2 separate regions of the Homo sapiens genome follow, and region 2 is linked to region 1. Evidence: read pairs that join two places in POLR2A ChIA-PET (ENCODE). Cell type or tissue: CD4-positive, alpha-beta T cell. All regions are shown on one strand. Links, peaks and the distances in the headings refer to the core of each region. The heading gives the core; the rest is flanking DNA. Region 1 overlaps ARIH1 (ariadne RBR E3 ubiquitin protein ligase 1). Region 2 overlaps TMEM202-AS1 (TMEM202 antisense RNA 1).

Region 1 (10,927 bases), core at 3,749-6,248:
ATGAGTAAATCTCCATATTTCACAGAAGTGGAACCTGCGGTCTAAAAATAATTTGTGTATTTGATGGTTCCTCAAAAAGTTAAACATAGCATTACCACAAGACCCAGGAATTCTCCTTTGAAATATATATACTTAAGAGAATTAAAAACAGATGTTCAATGAAAAACTTGTACACAAATGTTCATATGTTCACATAAGACATTTCCGTAAAAAATGGAAATGTCCATATAATGGAACCATTATTCAGCAATGAAAAGGAGTAAAGTGATGATTCATGATACAACATGGATGAATCTTGAAAACATTAAAGAAGCCAATCACAAAAGGCAACATATTACATGATTCCCTTTATATGAAATGTCTAGAATAGGCTAATCCACAAAGACAGAAAGCAGATGAGTGGTTGCTAGGGTCTAGGGGGAGAAAGGAATAGCGAATGACTGCTTAACGGATATAAGGTGATTAAAATAGTCTGCAATTAGGTGATGTTTGTAGAATAATATTATGTATATACTAAAAGCCACTGGATAATATACTTAAAAATACAGTTGCTGGCCATGTGCGGTTGCTCACGCCCGTAATCTTAGCACTTTGGGAGGCAGAGGTGGGTGATCACTTGGGGTCAGGAGTTCAAAACCAGCCTGGCCAACATGGTGAAACCTCGTCTCTACTAAAAATACAAAAAAATTAGCCGAGCATGGTGGCAGGCACCTGTAATCCCAGCTACTCAGGAGGCTGAGGCAGGAGAATCACTTGAACCTAGGAGGTAGAGGTTGCAGTGAGCCGAGATCATGCCACTACTGCACTCCACTCTGGGCAACAGAGAGAGATTCCATCTTAAAAAAACAAAAAACAAAAAAAACCCCATTGCTTCTTAAACAACACAGGTTTGAACTGCATGGGTCCACTTATTTATGAATATTTTTCAACCAAACAGGGATCAAAAATAGTTATTTGTGGGATGTGAAACCTGCATATATGGACGGTCAAATTTTTGTATACATGGGTTCTGCTGGGCTGACATGAGCATGCGCAGATTTTGGTATATTCAGGGTGGAGGACGTGGGTCCTAGAACCAATCCCCAGTATACTAAGGATAACTGTAATTAAAATGAGTTTTATATTACAGATTTTATATCAATAAATAATAATAAGGAATGTATCAGGCCAAAAGTCAGATGCCTTGATTGCCAAACACACACATCTTATTTACACATGTATTACCCATAATGCTTTTCTGGTATGACAAACCCTAATGATTTCTGATAGCTGGCCTTAGCCTAAAAAGCTATCTAAACCTGGCATGGACCACCAGGACGTGAGAGCAAACATCAGCCAACAGTTATTAGGACAAGGTTCCACCCTTAGTTTATCTGATATTGATAAGGAAGTAAAAGAAAGTGAGCATCCATCTTCAAGAATAGGCATTCTCAAGAAGGTGGCAGCAAGTGTCACTCTGGTCATTAATAAGACAATTCTCTTGACAAAGATTTGTTACCATCACAAATTGAAAATAGTTATTGGCCAGGCTTGGTGGCTCACGCCTGTAATCCTAGCACTTTGGAAGGCCAAGGCGGGCAGATCGCCTGAGGTCAGGAGTTCGAGAACAGCCTGGCCAACATGACGAAACTCTGTCTCTACTAAAAATACAAAACTTATCCGGACGTGATGGTGTACACCTGTAATCTCAGCTACTCAGGAGGCTGAGGCAGGAGAATTGCTTGAACCCGGGAGGCAGAGGTTGCAGTGAGCCGATATGGTGCCACTTGTACTCCAGCCTGGGCAAACCAATAAATGTAATTCACCACATAAACAGAATTAAAAACCATACGATCATCTCAAATGACACAGAAAAAGCTTTCAATAAAGTCCAACATCTCTTCATGATAAAAACTATCAACAAACTAGGCTTTGAAGGAACATACCTCAAAACATTAAGAGCCATCTATGATATGACAAACCCATAGCCAACATCATACTGAACAGGCAAAGGCTGGAAGCATTCCACTTAGGAAAAGGATGCCCACACTCACCACTCCTATTCAACATAGTACTGGAAGTCCTGGCCAGAGCAATCAGGCAAGAGAAAGAAATAAAATGTATCTAAATAAGAAAAGAAGTCAAACTATCAATCTTCACTGATGATGATTCTATACCTAGAAATAACCCTAAAGACTCTGCCAAAAGGCTCCTAGAGCTGACAAAGTCAGTAAAATTTCAGGATACAAAATCAATGTACAAAATTCAGTAGCATTTAATATATACCAATAACATTCAAGGTAAGCGCCAAATTAATAATGCAATCCTATCGATAATAGCCACACACACATAAATGGTTGTTGGGATAACTAGCTAGCCACATGCAGAAGAATGAAACTTGACCCCTATATCTTTCACCATATACAAAAATTAACTAAAGGATTAAATACTTTAATGTAAGAGCTCAATCTATAAAAATCTTAAAAGAAAATCCAGGAAATACCATTCTAGACATCAGCCTTGGCAAAGAATTTATGACTAAGTCCCCAAACGCAACTGCAACAAAAGCAAAAATTGACAAGTGGGACTTAATTAAACTAATGAGCTTCTGTACAGCTGAAGAAACTATTAACAGAGTAAACAGACAACCTACAGAATGAGAGAAAATATTTAAAAATTATACACCCAACAAAAGCCTCATATCCAGAATCTATAAGGAACTTAATCAAACAAGCAAAAAACAAATAACCCCATTTAAAAATGAGCAGGCTGCTTTGTCAACGAAGTAGCCATTCTTTTGTTTCTTTACTTCTCTAATAAACTTGCTTTCACTTAAAAAAAAGAAAGAAAAAGGGCAAAGTACATGAAAAGACATTTCTCAAGAAGACATATACGCAGCCAACAGGTACAAAAAAATGCTCAACACCACTAATCACTAGAGAAATGCAAATCAAAACCGTAATGATGTACCACATCATCTCACACCAGTCATAAGGAATATTATTAAAAAGTAAAAAAAAATTAAACAAAAAATAATTTTAAAAAGTAAAAAAATAACAGATGTTGGTGAGATCACAGGGAAAATAAATCATTCTACCAAAAAGACACATTCACTAGTATGTTCACTGTGGCATTATTCACAATAGCAAACACACGAAATCAACCTAGATGCCCATCAACAGTGGACTGGATAAACAAAATGTGGCACATGGACACCATGAAACACTATGCAGTCATAAAAAAAAGTGAGCACAATCATGTCCTTTGCAGCAATACAAATGCAGCTAGAGGTCATCATCCTAAATGAATTAACACAGAAATACTCAATACCACATGTTCTCATTTATAAGTGAGAGCTAAATAGTGAGTACACATGAAGATGAGAATAAAAGACTATTTAGACTGGGGACTACTAGAGTGGGTAGGGTGGGACGGCAAGAGTTGAAAAACTATCAGGTATTGTTCTCACTACCTGGGTGATGGGATCATTTGTACACCAAACCTCACGGACAAGGAATTTACCCATGTAACAAACCTGCACATGTATACCTGAACCTAAAAGTTAAAAGAAAAAAAAGAAAGAACCTTTCACAAGAAGAGCTGTTAGCTGAAAGCATCCAGCTGTAGTGTATCTGAAATCAGCAGCAGTGTTTCAGCAAAGACCATGACTCCCTGGGTAGTCCCAGCCAACAACTGAGCATATCAAGTGTACTGGGCCCAGCTCTTTCTACTTATTGAGGTATTCCTCTATGGGCAATCTATGCACTGAAGTTCCCCCATCAGGGCTGCCAAAGACTCTCATAGCTGTATCATATAAAGTCTCTTCCTATTGAATCTTCCTTCTTTGTCTTTTAACAGATGTCAGGCCTATATCAATGTCTATCTGCTCCTGCTGTTTACCTTGCACAGATGCTATTCCACAATAAGTCAGTTTCACCTTTTATTCTATCTTGGGATCTGCTTCCAAGAACACCTCAACTAACACATACACACATTCTAATCTCCAATCCCAAGGTTTATCAAAATCTAGCTACCATGCATTTCTAAGTTTGTAAGAATAGTGATCAGGCATTTAACCAAGTTACAAATGGGCTTTTGTACTACTACTAAGGAACGCAGATTAAAAAGTTTCTTCAGACTTTAAAAAGTTTCACTTCCTTTGAGGTACTAAGTAAAAATTAATTTGGTTTAACCAACTAACCAATATTCACATGCAGAATCTATCAAAAATACTTACATAACTGTGTTGTCATCCACTAAGATATCACAACCATGAGCAGGACACGAAATAGTCTGAAAAAGATTGAAATTTAAACTGTCTTCATTCAACAAATATTTAATGAATGCTTACCATCGCCAGGCACTTTGCTAGGTTCTGGGAATACCTTAATGTTTACAGGATCTCAATCCTTCCCTTTCTCCTTAAAGGAAATGTGTGTGAGAGTATGTTTATCACCATAAAGTAACTAGACTTGCTAACCTGACTAATTGGTTTTTAAACACACAATTTTAAAGGCAAAAGCGAGATAATCTGACAAAATCGTGCAACAAGTTTAAGTTAACATATACCAATATTGATGCCGGCTGAGAAAACGTTACCTGGAGTGGCTCTTTAACTGGAATGCCACATTACTTTAGGAAAAAGCCTATTATCTTTAGTTGTTTGAATCTAGAATCATGACACATAAAGCTTCACCTGTTTTTATTTGTGCAAATTTGTGCAAGGGTCTTAACACTATAGGAAATTCAACAAAAACTGAAAAACAACTTGATATCTTTACCTGACCCATGCCTTCTTCCATTATTTTGGTAGTTAAATATTCACTCCAGCACTGCATACAAAACTTATGTCCACATTCAAGGCCAGTGAAATACTGTAAGAAAAACAAAACATGAACTTAACAAAGGTATTATCAGAAAACTCACTATAAACAGTGACTCAACAGGGCTCTGTAAGGTCACATTTCTTACGTGGCTAAAATGTCCAATTTGACAATAGATGGGCTCCTAAAATGAACTTTTCATGGTGAATCTAGACATGCAGATACACCGAACACACATACATCTTAGGAAAGGCGGGCAACAATGTTTGTATTAAATATAAAAAGACAAATGAGCATATGAAAGAATACTCAGTATCATTCAGCATCATGGAAATGCAAATCAAAACCACCATGAAGGCGGGGCAACATGGCAAAACCCTGTCTCTACAAAAAATACAAAATGAGTCAGCCATCATGACGCACGCCTGTAGTCCCAGCTACTTGGGAGGCTGAGGTGGAAGGACTGCCTGAGCCTGGGAGGCGGAGGTTGTAGTGAGCTGAGATCACACCACTGCACTCCAGCCTGGGCAAAGGAGTGAGACCCTGTCTCAAACAAAACAAAACAAAACAAAGCAACACCACAGTAAGACACCACTTCACCCTCACTAGAACAGCTATAATAAAAAGACAGATAAAGCAGAGCACACTGGCTCATATCTGTAATCCCAGCACTTTGTGTGGCTGAGAGCGGAGGATTACTTGAGGCAAGGAGTTCAAGACCAGCCTGGGCAACATAGTGAGACTCTGTCTCCACAAAAAATTAAGAAATTAGCCAGGTGTGGTAGCACATGCCTGTAATCCCAGCTACTCAGGGGAGCTGAGGTGGGAAGATCACTTGAACCTGAGAGGTCAAGGCTACAGTGAGCTGTCATCATGCCACTGCACTCCACACCAGGCAACAAAGTGAGACTCTATTTGGAAAAAAAAAGCCAATATTAATAACAAGTGTTGGTGAGGATGTAGAAAAATTGGAGCCTTCGTACACTGTTGATGGAAATGTAAAATGGTACAGCAACTTTGGAAACAATCAGGCAGTTCCTCAAAATATTAAACATAGAGTTACCATAGGACCCAGCAATTCTAATCCTGGGTATATACTCAAAAGAAATGAAAACATACATCCATACAAAAACTTGTACACAAGTGTTCATTATAGCATTATTCGTAACAGCCAAAAAATGAAAACAATCCAGATGTCCATCAACTGAAGAAAAAAATATTTTTCCATATTTCCATAAATAAAATATTATTCAGCCATAAAAGGAAATAAAGTACTGATAAATGCCACAATATAGATGAACCTTGTTTCCAAGGTTGTTCTCCTATCACTTGCACAGTGAAATTTCTTGTAAAAGAATGAAAATAAGCCAGTCATAAAAGATCACATATTGATTCTTTTTGTTTTGAGACAGAGTCTCACTCTGTCACCTAGGCTGGAGTGCAATGGCACCATCTCGGCTCACTGCAACCTTCGCCTCCCAGGTTCAAGTGATTCTTCTGCCTCAGTCTCCCAAATAGCTGGGACTACAGAAACGCACCACCACGCCCAGCTAATTTTTGTATTTTTAGTAGAAACAGGGTTTCACCATATTGCCAGGCTGGCCTCCAACTCCTGACCTCGTGATCCACCCACCTCGGCCTCCCAAAGCGCTGAGATTACAGGCGTGAGCCACCGTACCAAAACCTTGTTTGATTCTTTCATATGAAATGTCCAGAATAGGTATATCCATTGACAAAGAAAACAGATGAGCAGTTGCCTAGGGGCTGGGGGACTTGGGAGGAATTAGGGGGTGAATTTAAAAAGTTATCTCCTGGGGGGTTATAAAATGTTTTTAAAATTATGGCGATGGCACACAACTCTGTAGCATATACTAAAACCACTTTAAATGGGTGAACTGGATAGTATATAAATTATATCTCAATAAACCTGTTATGAAAAGATTTATTCAGAATAGCTAAGGATAATAGTAACTAACACTTTGTTCTAAAATCTTAAGAGTTAAGGGATCGTTAAATGAAGCAGTATCCTGTAATGGGACATTAAGTAAATACTTTAAATAATATTAGATGATCTGGAGGATTATGTCTTTTAAAAAGATTCAAATAATGGTTACCTTATTTTAAAGAACATTTTGCCATAATTTACCTCTAAATTATTTTTAATTGAGTAAGTTAAATAGACATTACTAAAAACAATTACTTTAACAGTACAAGTTCAGAGTTTATGTTGAAAAATAAGCCTCCCTAGGCCGGGTGCGGTGGCTCACACCTGTAATCCCAGCACTACTGGAGGCAGAGGTGGGCGGATCACTTACAGTCAGGAGTTTAAGACCAGCCTGGCCAAAATGGCAAAATCCTGCCTCTACTATAAATACAAAAATTAGGCAGGTGTGGTGGCAGGCACCTGTAGTCCCAGCTACTTGGCAGGCTGAGGCAGGAGAATCGCTTGAACCTAGGAGATGGAGGTTGCAGTAAGCCAAGATCGCACCACCGCACTCCAGCTTGGGTGACAAAGCGAGACTCTGTCTCAAAAAAAAAAAAAAACAGGCCTCCCTCATTCCCATCCCTGTTGTTTGTTTCCTCTACCCAGAAGCAACTGCTATTTCCAGTTTTTTACATATTCTTCCAGAGGTGTTCTAACGTACACACTTACACACACACTGTAACAGTACCACAAATTCTCTTCTGCACCTTGTTTTTTTTTGTTGTTGTTGTTTAAAAAAATCCAATAGGGCTGGGCACGGTGGCTCACGCCTGTAAGCCCAGCACTTTGGGAGGCCAAGGCGGGCAGATCATTTGAGGTCAGGAGTTTGAGACCAGCCAGGCCAACATGGCGAAACCCTGTGTCTATCAAAAATACAAAAAAACTAGCCAGGTGTGGTAGTGTATGCCTGTAATCCCAGCTACTCAGGAGACTGAGGCAGAAGAATCCCTTCAACCCGGGAGGCAGAGGTTGCAGTGAGCCAAGATCGCACCTTTGCACTCCAGCCTGATGACAGGGCAAGACTCCGTCTTAAAAAAACAAAAATAAATCCAATGGATTTCTCATATGGTACCACACTGGTGTGGGTTTGCCTCTTTATAGAAAGGTACCACAATTTTATTTATAGTCTACTATTAATGAACCTTTACACTGCCTTTTTTTTTCCTACTATACTACTGCATTGACTATATATACATCTTTGTGATCTTATGAATGTATCTTAGGACAAATCTGTAGAGGTGACATTATAATAAATATATACATTTACAATCTAATAGCTATCATCAGGCTCCCCTGCAAAGAGATTGTCGTCATTTATGCCGTGCAAGAGTACTTGATTTCTCATGCCCATGACAATGTAGTATATGATCCAACTCCTTGATCTTTGCCAATCTAATAGGTGAAAAACACACTAACTTCTTTAGTTTTGATTTGAATTTTTATTATAAATGAAATTATAATATTTCAAAAAAGGTTTTACACTGTATATTTCTTTTTCTGTATACTCTCTTGATATATTTTGCCAACTTTGCCTGTGGGTTTTTCACTTATTTACGGAGGCTTTTTACTTATGTAGGAAATTGGCCATTTATAAGTAGGGGAAATCTTTTCCCCCACTTTAATTCTTAGTGTTCATATTTTGTTGCCATACAGAAGCTCTTCACTCACAGTGAAACTTATCACCGTTTAAATTTACCGCTTGTGAATTCATTAACTTTTATTTATGAAGCTAGGTAGGAATCTTAAGTTTCTATTCCATATGGCTACCAAGTTGCTCTAACACCATGTATCAAATAATCCACCTTATTTGAAATGCCTCCTCTATAATACACTAAATTCTCCTTATGCATATTTGACTGTATCCTGTTCCACTGCTACCATGTATCAAATAATACACCTTATTTGAAATGCCTCCTCTGTAATACACTAAATTCTCCTCATGCATATTTGACTCTATCCTGTTCCACCGCTCTGTCTACTCTTGTATCTAGCAGGACTAGTCCTCACTCAGCTCTCCCCTGTCAATTTAATCTTCTTTTTCAATATTTTCCTATTTCTTCTATCTCAAATATTCAAGTCATTCTTTTATCTTAGTATTTGAAGTTTTCTTCATAGCAATCTTTCACATTTCTTATCAAGTTTATTCCTAGCTCTTTTATTCTTTCCTTTCGTGGCTCTTATAAAGGGTATTTTAAAATTCCCTTAGATTTTCTATTTAGCCATTATGTGACATGTACTTATAAAATTTCTGATGTTACTTATGATATTAGATACAAATATCTCGTTAGGACAGAAATTCTATATACAGCACATCAACTATATTTTTTAAATACAAAGACAAGGACATGAAAAGAAATCTATGAGAGGGCTGGGTACAGTGGCTCGTGCCTGTAATCCGAGCACTTTGGGAGGCTGAGGCAGGCGGATCACCTGAGGTCGGGAGTTCAAGACCAACCTGGCCAACATGGTGAAACCCTGTCTCTACTAAAACTACAAAAGTTAGCTGGGCATGGTGGCACACACCTATAATCCCAGCTACTCGGGAAGCTGAGGCAGAAGAATCACTTGAACCCGGGAGGCGGAGGTTGCAGTAAGCCGAGATCACACCACTGCACTCCAGCCTGGGCAACAGAGTGAGACTTCATCTCATTAAAATATATATATATATGAAGTGTATCAGTCCTGCAATTAGGTTTACTGAAAGAATGACATGTAAAATAAATATCAAGCTTAAAGGGAATCTATTATCATTACTCCCCATCAGAGAAGGAGATTTGGCACTAACTTGTTACCACATCACTAATGGAGTCTTTGATTTTTAAGGCTGTTAAAGGAAGGGGTATTCTGTAAAAGACACAAATACAGTAAATATATCAGCAACTCTAAAATGTTTTATTCAAAACTTAAAAACATATACACATGCTTATATGTGCTTCATTCTTTTTTCAAGTAGGAATCCTTAACAGAGATCAACGGTCACAATGGTTACTAAGTGATCACTTTAAGTCTCAACCTTTTTTGACTTCTAGTCTAGAGCTCATTTTAAGATAAAAAGATAGTTCATAAATGTAATCACACTCGTGTGAGATGCACCTCTCTCAACCTTGTTACAACTTCAGCACACAGATAAAAGCTTTTTATTCTTTTTAAATAACTTCTCTAATCAGATAACAAGATTAAACAAGTTAGAAAAATAAATCATACATGGATGTCTAAAGATAGAGCAAAAAAATAAAAACACCAAAAACCAAGACACAAATCTGTAGTCTAAAGATACATATTCATTGTGCTTTCGAGGAACATATTATTATCGCAGATATCTTCCTGTCTGTCTTACTTCCCTTTCCCTCTCCCTCCTCTGATATATTCGTTTCCTCATAACCTTGAGCTAGGTTCACCTACATGGCTCCCTGGGCTTTCCCCTGTCCCAGGGGATCATATTATCTATTCACTAAACTTATCCCTGTTTATATCACAAATACATCCGATCAAGAGAGTACACGAAAAATACATGAAATATTATCTACAAAAGAAATTAATGGACTTAAAGAAACTTAAGAATACACTCTTAAAGGTTTCATTTATCTGCATCACTTTACATACACAGCAACTAATGTCAAATAGCAGTAAGAAAATTAAGAATCTTTCTTCCATAATAAGTTGTCCATATAACCTCTAAAATTGAAACCCCTTTGTTTATAAAAATTGAACAAATGACCTGGGAATCGGTTCCCTTGTGTGTAAAATGTAATGTGTTAAAAGGAAAATAGGGTGGGACGTAGGTATTTTCAAGCAGTTTCCAGCAGCACCAAGATTCCACAGAGGGGCTTCAGGAATGGGGGACGGGATGGTGGACCACCCTTCCTCACAATTTCAACTCTGCCTTTACCTACTTCACATATCTTATTCTTAGAAAATACAAATTATTTACTTCATAAAAATGAGACACTGGCTGGCCGTGGCGGCTCACTCCTGTAATCCCAGCACTTTGGGAGGTCAAGGTGGGTGGATCACCTTAAGTCAGGAGTTGGAGACCAGCCTGGACAACATGGTGGAACCCCATGTCTACTAAAAATACAAAAATTAGACAGGTGTGGTGGTGGGCGGCTGTAATCCCAGCTACTCGGGAGGCTGAGGCAGG
Region 2 (10,927 bases), core at 4,550-7,049, 120 kb after region 1:
AGACCTTTCCTTTGCAAAGTTTCTTCTTCCTTCTCTTTTCTTAACTATCAAAGCGTCTGCTTAGTAATATTTCAGTATATCACTATATGATTGATTTGAATAATCTGATTTAAGGTATGACTGAAATTTTAACTATCCTCTTAGAGAATTCGTACTTTAAAACTGGTCTCTGTTAATTCATATTTACTAAGAAGAATATCTTTTAATGCTTCTTGCCCTGTCTGTCCTCTATTGTCTCCTTGTTTCCTTTCTTTCTTTCTTTTTTTTTTTTTTTTTTTTTTGAGACGGAGTCTCGCTCTGTCGCCCAGGCTGGAGTGCAGTGGCGCGATATCGGCTCACTGCAAGCTCCACCTCCCGGGTTCACACCATTCTCTTGACTCAGCCTCCTGAGTAGCTGGGACTACAGGCATCCACCACCATGCCCAGCTAATTTTGTGTATTTTTAGTAGGGATGGGGTTTCGCCATGTTGGCCAGGCTGGTCTCAAACTCCTGACCTCAGGTGATCCACCCACCTCAGCCTCCCAAAGTGCTGGGATTACAGGCGTGAGCCACTGCACCCGGCGAAAATTGTCTACAAAAAATCCAAAAATTATCTGGGTGTGGTGGCATGCACCTATAGTCCCAGCTCCTCAGGAGGTATCACCTGAGCCCAGGAGGTCGAGGCTGCAGTGAACCATGATCACGCCACTGAATTCCAGCCTGAGCAATAAAGTGAGGCCCCATCTCTTTTTTTTTTTTTTTTTTTTTTTTTTTTGAGCCGGAATCTCGCTCTGTCGCCCAGGCTGGAGTGCAGTGGCGGGATCTCGGCTCACTGCAAGCTCCGCCTCCCGGGTTCACGGTGAGGCCCCATCTCAAAAAAAAAAAAAACTTTCATTGAAGTAGGAATAGAGGAGAATGTCTTCAACTTGATAAAGAACATCTACAGAAAGCCTGAAGCTAACAACATACTTAAGGTAAGAAACTGGAAGCTTTCTTGCTAAGATCAGGTACGAGGCCAGAATGTTCCCTTTCACCACTCCTTTTCAATGTTGTACTAGAACTCTTAGCTAATGAAATAAGAAAAGAAAAGGAAATAAGTTATATAGATTTGGACAGAAGAAATAAAAACTGTCTTTGTTCACAGAAGACATGATTTTCTATGTAAAAATCCAAATGAATTTACAAAAAAACCTTCTGGAACTAATAAACAATTATAGCAAGATTGCAGGATACAAAGTCAATATAAAAATTTCAATCACTATCCTATATACCAGCTAAATATACCGGCAGTAAACTAGTAGAATGTGAAATTAAAAGCATCGTACCATTTACGTTAGCACCACCAAAAATGAAATACTTAGATATAAATCTAATAAAATATGCATATAATCTATATGAGGGAAAATACAAAACTCTGATGGAAGAAATCAAAGAAATAAATCAAGAGCTATTTATTGTTCATGAATAGGAAGACTTATATTATTTTTTATTATACTTTAAGTTCTAGGGTACATGTGCACAACATGCAGATTGTTACATAGGTATACACGTGCCATGTTGGTGTGCTGCACCCATTAACTCATCATTTACATTAGGTATATCTCCTAATGCTATCCCTCCCCCCTCCCCCACCCCATGACACGCCCCGTGTGTGATGTTCCCCTTCTTGTGTCCAAGTGTTCTCATTGTTCAATTCCCACCTATGAGTGAGAACATGCGGTGTTTGGTTTTCTGTCCTTGTAATAGTTTGCTGAGAATGATGGTTTCCAGCTTCATCCATGTCCCTACAAAGAACATGAACTCATCATTTTTTATGGCTGCATAGTATTCCATGGTATATATGTGCCACATTTTCTTAATCCAGTCTATCATTGATGGACATTTGGGTTGGTTCCAAGTCTTTGCTATTGTGAATAGTGCCGTAATAAACATACGTGTGCATGTGTCTTTATAGCAGCATGATTTATAATCCTTTGGGTATATACCCAGTAATGGGATGGCTGGGTCAAATGGTATTTCTAGTTCTAGAACCTTGAGGAATCGCCATACTGAGGAAGACTTAATATTATTAAGATGTCAATTCTTCCTGACTTTATAGATTCAATACATTCCCAGTTAAAATCCCAGCTACTTGATACAGGATTCTGGGAAGATGACAGAATAGAAGGCACCAGGAATCTGTCTCCCAACCTAACAACAATTGCACTGGCAGAATTTGTCTGATGAAACTATTTTGAAATTCTAGAGTCTACTGAAGGCTTGCACCATCCAGGAGAAGGCTTGGATGCTAAAGTGAGTATAAATTTGGTCAAATTCAGCTCCTGAATACAATAGCAGGTAACCATCCTCCACCCCTGAGCCACTTGGCAGGCAGTTTGTGCATGTGTTCCTAGAACACCTTGCAAACATCTTGTGGGAGCCCAGGTGGGGAAAAAGGTCCCTGTCCTTCAAATATTAGGCATCTAAGCCATGATTGCTGATTACTGCTTCTGATCATAGAGGTGCAGACAAAGAGGTTGGCTGCCATTGTTGTTGCATCTTCCCCAATTGTTGCAAGCCCCTCCCACTCCAGCTGAAGTGACTTCCAAGGGATTGAAAGGACTGGCATTTAAGTGGTTGATGCCCTTTCTTTCTCCCCTTCATTTTTCTCTTTTTTCTTCTTTTGGGATCCAGACTTGAAAGACTAAGACATTGAAACATAACTATATATATGGGGAAAAGCAGAAAGTGACCATGAATGCACAGGGAAAAACTCAGAAAAGATCTGAGAGGACCTTAAGTTTCTACATCAACTGGTACAAAAACAGACACATAGACCAATGGAACAGAATAGAGAGCCCAGAAATAAGGTGGCACACCTGCAACCATCTGATCTTTGACAAAGCTGGCAAAAACAAGCAATGGGGAAAGAACTCCCTATTCAATAAATGGTGCTGGGATAACTGGCTCGCCATATGCAGAGATTGAAACTGGACCCCTTCCTTACATCGTATACAAAAATCAACTCAAGGTGGATTAAATTCTTAAACATAAAACCCAAAACTATAAAAACTCTGGAAGACAACCTAGGCAATTACCATTCTGTACACAGGAACGGGAAAAGATTTCATGACAAAGACACCAAAAGCAATTGCAACAAAAGCAAAATTTGACAAATAGGATCTAATTAAATGAAAGAGCTTCTGCACAGCAAAATAAACTGTCAACAGAGTAAACAGGCAACCTACAAAATGGGAGAAAATTTTCCAAACTATCCATCTGGAAAAAAGCCTGATTTCCAGCATATATAAGGAACCTAAACAAATTTGCAAGGAAAAAAAACGATTAAAAAGTGGGCAAAGGACATAAATAGACATTTTTCAAAAGAAGACATACATGTGGCCAATAAGCATATGAGAAAAAACTCAACACCACTGACCACTAGAGAAATGCAAATCAAAACCACAATGAGATACCATCTCACACCAGTCAGAATGGCTATTATTAAAAAGTCAAAAAATAACAGATGCTGGCAAAGTTGCAGAGAAAAAGGAACATGTATATGTTGTTGATGGGAGTGTAAATTAGTTCACCCATTGTGGAAAGCAGTGTGGTGGTTCCTCAAAGACCTAAAAACAGAACTACCATTTGGCCCAGCAATCCCATTATTAGATATAGGCCCAAATGAATAGAAATTGTTCTATCATAAAGACACATGCAGGCCGGGTGTGTTGACTCACGCCTGTAATCCCAGCACTTTGGGAGGCCGAGGCAGGCAGATCATCTGAGGTCAGGAGTTCAAGACCTGCCTGGCCAACATGGCGAAACCCCATCTCTACTAAAAGTACAAAAAATTAGCTGGGTATGGTGGCCGGTGCCTATAATCCCAGCTACTCGGGAGGCTGAGGCATGAGAATCGTTGAACCCGGGAGGCGGAGGTTGCAGTGAGCTGAGTTCGCGGCACTGCACTCCAGCCTGGGCAACAAGAGTGAAACTCCATCTCAAAAAAAAAAAAAAAAAGACGCATGCATATGTTCATTGCAACACTATTCACAGTAGCAAAGACACGGAATCAACATAAATGTCCATCAAAGGTAGACTGATAAAGAAAAGATGGTACATATACACCATGGAATACTGTGCAGCCATAAAAAAGGACAAGATCAGGTCCTTTGCAGGAACATGGATGAAGCTAGAGGCCATTATCCTTAGCAAACACAGGAACAGAAAACCAAATACCACATGTTCTCACTTATAAATGGGAGCTAAGTGATGAGAACACATGGACCCATAGAGGGGAACAGACACTGGGGCCTACCAGACGGTGGAGGGTGGGAGGAGGGAGAGGATTAGGACAAATAACTAATGGATACTAGGCTTAACACCTGGGTGATGAAATGATCTGTACAACAAACCTTCATGACACAAGTTTAGCTGTATAACAAACCTGTACATGTACCCCTGAACTTAAAAGTTAAAAAAATTTGCCAGGCCTGGTGGCTCACGCCTGTAATCCCAGCACTTTGGGAGGCTAAGGCAGGCAGATCACGAGGTCAGGAGATCGAGACCATCCTGACTAACATGGTGAAACCCCATCTCTACAAAAAATACAAAAAATTAGCCAGGCATGGTGGCATGTGCCTGTAGTCCCAGCTACTTGGGAGGCTGAGGCAGGAGAATCACTTGAACCCAGGAGATGGAGGTTGCAGTGAGCCAAGATCGCGCCACTGCACTCCAACCTAGGCAACAGAGTGAGACTCTGTCTCAAAAAAAAAAAAAAACTAAAAAAATTCACATCTCAGATGATTCTTGGCACAGAGACTGCCTACCCAAATAAAAATAAACAGTAATAAAAATAGCAAACCTTGGCAGCCAACCTCTTTGTCTGCACCTCTATGATCAGAAGCGGTAATCAGCAATCATGGCTTAGATGCCTAATATTTGAAGGACAGGGACCTTTTTCCCCACCTGGGCTCCCGCATGATGTTTGCAAGGTGCTCTAGGAACACATGCACAAACTGCCTGCCAAGTGGCTCAGGGGTGGAGGATGGTTACCTGCTATTGTAGGAAAGGGAGAGCATCTTCTTTCCAGAGTTAACCACATTATTAGATCCAACTGTCCAGTTTTCAACAAAAAAAAAATAAGTTATACAAAGAAACAGAAAAGTTTGGCCTATTCAAAAAATAATAATAATAAAGCAACAGAAATTGTGCCTGAAAAAGACCTGATAGCAAACATACCAAACAAAGACTTTAAAACAACTGTCTTTTCTCACACCTGTAATCCCAGCACTTTGGGAGGCCGAGGCAGGCGGATCACCTGAGGTTGGGAGTTCTAGAGCAGCCTGACCAACGTGGAGAAACCCCATCTCTATTAAAAATACAAAAAATTTGCCAGGCGTGGTGGCACATGCCTGTAATTCCAGCTACTAAGAAGGTTGAGGCAGGAGAATCCCTTGAACCTGGAAGGTGGAGGTTGCGGTGAGCTGAGATCCTACCATTGCACTCCAGCCTGGGCAACAAGAGCAAAACTCCATCTCAAAAATAAATAAATAAATAAATAAATAAATAAAACAACTTTTTTTTTTTTTTTGAGATAGTGTTTCTCAGTCACCCAGGCTGGAGTGCAGTGATGTGATCTCAGCTCCCCGCAACCTCTGCCTTCCGGGTTCAAATGATTCTTCTAAAACAACTGTCTTAAAGATGCTCAAATCACTAAAGGAAGATGTGGGGAAAAAAAATCAAGAAAATAATGTATAAATAAAATGGAAATATTAATCTAAAAACAGCAAACCTAAAAAGAAACCAAAAAGGAATTCTTTTTTTTTTTTTTTGAGATGGAGTCTCGCTCTGTCGCCCAGGCTGGAGTGCAGTGGCGTGAACTCGGTTCACTGCAAGCTCCGCCTCCCAGGTTCACGCCATTCTCCTGCCTCAGCCTCCCGAGTAGCTGGGACTACAGGTGCCCGCCACCACGCCCAGCTAATTTTTTGTATTTTTAGTAGAGATGGGGTTTCACCTTGTTAGCCAGGATGATCTTGATCTCCTGACCTCGTGATCCGCCTGCCTCAGCCTCCCAAAGTGCTGGGATTACAGGTGTGAGCCGCCGCGCCCAGCCGTTTTTTGGTTTTTTTTTTTTTTTGAGACGGAGTCTCGCTCTGTTGCCCAGGCTGGAGTGCAGTGGCACAATCTCGGCTCACTGCAAGCTCTGCCTCCCGGGTTCATGCCATTCTGCTGCCTCAGCCTCCCGAGTAGCTGGGACTACAGGCACCCACCACCATGCCTGGCTAATTTTTTGTATTTTTTTTTTAGTAGAGACCGGGTTTCACCATGTTAGCCAGGATGGTCTCAATCTCCTGACCTTGTGATTCGCCCGCCTTGGCCTCCCAAAGTGCTGGGATTACAGGCGTGAACCACCGCACCCGGCCCAAAAAGAAATTCTAAAGTTGAAAGTACAATAACTGAAATAAAAATTTTACTAAGAGGACAGAACAAGATCCTGTCTCAAAAAAAAAAAAAAAAAGAAAGAAAGAAAAGGCAGGTTTGTGTAGGCAGAAGAAAGAATCAGTGAATGTGAAGAAGGACAATGGAAAGTATTGAGTCTGAGGAACAGAAAGAATAAAGATTGAAGAAAAGTGAGCCAAAGGGACCTGTGGGACACAATCAAGTGGACAAAAGTGTGTATTATGGTAATTTCAGAAAGAGGAGAGAGAGAGAGTTGGGGCAGAGAGAATATTTGAAGAAATAATGACTGAAAACTTCCCAAATTAAATGAAAGACATGAGTATAAACATCCAAGAAGCTCAAAAAACTCTAAGTAAGATGAACTCAGAGATCCACACTGAGACACATTGTAATTAAACTTTTGGAAACCAAAAACAATGAGAGAATATTTAAAGAAGCAAGAGAAAAGTGACTTATCACATATAAGGGATCCTCAATAAGATTATTAGAAGGTTTCTCATCAGGACCTTTGAAGGTCAGAAGGCTGTGGGCCATTATATTCAAAGTGCTAAAAGGCAGGCAGGGGAAAGTCTGTCAACCAAGAATCTTATATTCAGCAAAACTGTCCTTCAAAAGTGAGGCAGAAATTAAGACCTTTCCAGGTAAATAAAAACTGAGGGAGCCTGTTACCACTGGACTTGCCCTGCAAGAAATGCTCAAAGTATCACTAGTGAGACAAAATAAGAAAAACACACTCAAGGGAGTCCTGCAGGATGAAATGATCGGACACTCAACAGTAACTCAAAGCCATATGAACAAATACAGATCTAAATAAAGGTAAATTTATGGCAATTATAAAAGCTAGTATTATTATAACAATGGTTTGTAACTTCACTTTTTGTTTTCTACATGCTTTAAAAGACTAACACTTTTTAGTATTATTGTAACTTTGGTTTACAACCCCATATTGTGTTTTCTACACAATTTAAGAGAGTAGTGCATTTAAAAGAATTATTCATTTATGGTCAGGCATGGCGGCTCATGCCTGTAATCCCAGCACTTTGGGAAGCCATGGTGGGAAAATCACTTAAGATCAGGAGTTTGAGACCAACTTGGCCAATGTGGTGAAACCCCATCTCTACTAAAAATACAAAAATTAGGCAGGCGCGGTAGTGGGCACCTGTAATCCCAGCTACTTGGGAGGCTGAGGTGGGAGAATCACTTGAACCCAGGAGGCAGAGGTTGCAGTGAGCTGAGATTGCACCACTGCACTCCAGCCTGGGCGACAGAGTGAGACTCCATTAAAAAAAAAAAAAAAGACTTGTTAGTTTATATTTTGGGGCACACAATCTGTAAAATATAATTTTGTGACATCATCAACCAAAGGGTGGAGACAGAGCTGTAAAGGAGTAGAATTTTTGCATGTTATTGAAGTTAAGCTGGTATAGTTCAAATTAGAGTGTTATAACTCATTATAACTTTCAGAGATTAAAGTATTATGAACATTTGTGTCAGTCTGTTTTGTGTTGCAGTAAAGGAATACCTGAGACTAGGCAATTTATAAAGAAAGAGGTTTATTTTGGCTTATGGTTCTGCAGGCTGTACAAGAAGCATAGTGCCATATCTGTCTATGGTGAGGCCTTAGGAAGGCAAAGCGGGAGCTGGTGTATCACATGGTGAGAGAGGGAGTGAGAGAGGAGGAGGAGCCAGGATTCTTTAAACGACCAAATGAAAAATTCTGGAGAAGAAATGATCTGAGTAAAAAAATTAAATAAACAAAAAAATAAACAACCAGCTCTCATGTAAACTAACTGAGTGAGAACTCACTCATCACCAAGGGAATAGTGCTTGGCCCCACCTGCAACATTGGGGATCACATTTCAGCATGAGACTTGAAGGAGGACACACATCCGAACCATATCAGCATTGATATAAAATCCTCAACAAAATACCAGCAAACCGAATTTAGTAACGTATAAAAAAGGAATATGCACCATGGCCATGTGGTTTTTTTTTTTCTGGAATGCAACAATGGTTCCATATATGAAAATCAATCAATGGAATACACCACATTAACAGAATGAATGGAAAAAGCACATGATCATCTTGACTGATGTAGAAAAAGCATTTGACAAACTCCAACACCCTTTCATGATAAAAACACTCAACAAACTAGAAATAGAAGGAAATTACCTCAACATAATAAAAGCTATGTGTGAAAAACCCACAGCAAACACCATACTCAGTGGTGAAAAACTGAAAGCTTTTCCTCCAAGACCAGGTACAAGACAAGTTTACCCACTTTTGCCACGTCTATCAACATAGTACTAAGTTCTAGCTGGAGCAATTAGGCAAGAAAAAGAAATAAAAGGCTTCCAAATCAGAAAGCAAGAAGTTAAATTATCTGTGTTTGCAGATGAATGATTTTATATGTAGAAAACCCTAAGGATTACACACACAACTGTTAGAGCTAATAAATGAATTCAGCAAAGTAGCAGGATACAAAGTCAGCACAAAAAATCAGGTGCCTTTCTATACATTAACAATGAGGAAGCTGGGTGTGGTGGCTTACACCTGTAATCCCATCACTTTGGGAGGCTGAGGTGGAAGGTCATTGAGCTCAGGAGTTTGAGACCAGCCTGGGCAACTTAGTGAGACACTGTCTCTACAAAAAAATTGAAAAAATTAGGCTAAATACTGCGTGCCTGTAGTCCCAGCTACTCTTGAGGCCGAGGTGTTAGGATTGCTTGAGCCTGGGAGGTGGTGGCTGCAGTGAGCCGTGGTCATGCCACAGCTCTCCGGCCTGGGCTACAGAGCCAAGGCCCTGTCTCAAAAGAAGAAGAAGAAGGAGAAGGAGAATCTAAGAAGGAAATTATAAATACAATTCCATTTACAATAGCATCAAAAAGAATAAAATACTTAGGAAATAACTTACCCAAGGAGGTAAATGATTTGTATAATGAAAACTGCAAAATTTACTCAAATAAGTTAAAGAAGATATAAATAAATGCTCATGGACTGGAAGATGTAATATTGTTAAGATCAATACTGTCCAGAGTGATCTATAGATTCAATGCAATCCCTATCAAAATCCCAATGACATTTTTTGAGAAATAGAAAAACCCATTCTAAAATTCATATGGAATCTCAAGGAACTTTAAATAGCGAAAACAATCTTGAAAAAGACAGACAAAGCTGGAGGACTCACGAGTCCTGATTTCAAAACTTACTGGCGTAAAGACAGACATGTAGCCCATGAAATAAAATAGAGAGCTCAGAAATAAACCCTCATATATATGGTCTTTTCAACAAATGGTGCTAGAAAAACTCGACATCCACTTGCAAAAGAATGGAGTTGGATCCTTATCTAACACTGTATACAAAAATTAACTCAACATGGATTAAATACCTAAAACTATAAAATATTTTTTAGAAGAAAAATGTAAGGAACATGTTCCACAACGTTGGATTTGGCAAGGATTTCTTGGACATGACACCAAAAACACAGGACACAACAACAAAAAAGTGGAGGCTGAACACAGTAGCTCATGCCTGTAATCCTAACACTTTGACAGGCCGAGGCAGGTGGATCAGTTGAGCCCAGGAATTCGAGACTTGCCTGGGAAAAATAGTGAGACCCTGACTCATAAAAAAAAAGACAAAGAACAAGAGGAAGAAAAATAAAAAAATAGACAATTTGGACTTGATGAAAATTTAAAATTTTTCTGCCTCAAATGACAATATAAATAGAGTAAAAGGGCAATCCACAGAATGGGAGACTATATTTGCAAGTCATATATCTGATAAAGGGTTAATATCCAGAATCTGTAGAGAAACTTCTTCTTCTTTTTTATTCATCATTGTCTTTATTTTATAGTAGGAAAACTAAGGCATTCATGAAAAATGAAATTATTTGCACAATGCATAATGTAGTCAAAGACCTTGACACAGAATCAGTGTCTTAACCATAATTTCTCACCTTTAATCAATAAGCATTATTCCTCTTTAAAGACAATGAAAAATCACTCATGTTAAATATAGTTAAAATAAGCATCATTAATTAAACACTACATCTCTCTAACCTCTTTACATTCATTAACACTCTGGAGTAAAAACAATGATAGTATTTGTTATGCCTTTGTGTTTCTTTAAAATATTAACTAAAATAGATTCCTAATTTGGGAAACATAATAACAAATGCCATTTGGTTTTAAAAAGAATTGTATCTTAATCATCAAGCCAAAGACATAGCAAGAAAACAATGACATGGTCACTTGAAGGTTGTCTCAGTCTACTTTTCACCATCTAATCAGACCCCTTTAAAGGAATTCCAGCAAAAAGTTTAAGAAATTCATGGATCAACTTCCAAAGCACATCAGGGAAAGTGCTAATACAGTGGACAGCAAGAACAAGTATAGCAGCAGACCATCTTATTTAAACTTTTGAGATAATAAAACAATACAGAACTCAACATCAGAAATCCTAACAACCCAATTCAAAAGTGGGCAAAAGACTTGAGTATACATT

What was found. Peaks named below come from ENCODE experiments on the same cell type or tissue, not always from the same donor. Only the 100,000 strongest peaks of a DNase experiment are listed, where the experiment ranks them.
Region 2: POLR2A ChIA-PET joins it to region 1 with 5 read pairs; 3 of 35 experiments call an interaction of 5 or more read pairs at or near these places.

What each region holds. Positions count from the first base shown.
Region 1 is chr15:72,549,197-72,560,123 of GRCh38, reverse strand. It overlaps ARIH1 (ariadne RBR E3 ubiquitin protein ligase 1), which reads right to left. Exons shown (of 14, transcript NM_005744.5): 4 at 4,761-4,853; 5 at 4,217-4,272. Among named protein-coding and RNA genes, the nearest start is that of MIR630, 33 kb to the left of the region's middle. In CD4-positive, alpha-beta T cell, for the core only: no CTCF peak of the experiment used is centred there; a DNase peak (open chromatin) is centred at 5,203.
Region 2 is chr15:72,433,910-72,444,836 of GRCh38, reverse strand. The region is part of intron 1 of TMEM202-AS1 (TMEM202 antisense RNA 1); the gene reads left to right. Among named protein-coding and RNA genes, the nearest start is that of TMEM202-AS1, 35 kb to the left of the region's middle. In CD4-positive, alpha-beta T cell, for the core only: no CTCF peak of the experiment used is centred there; no DNase peak of the experiment used is centred there.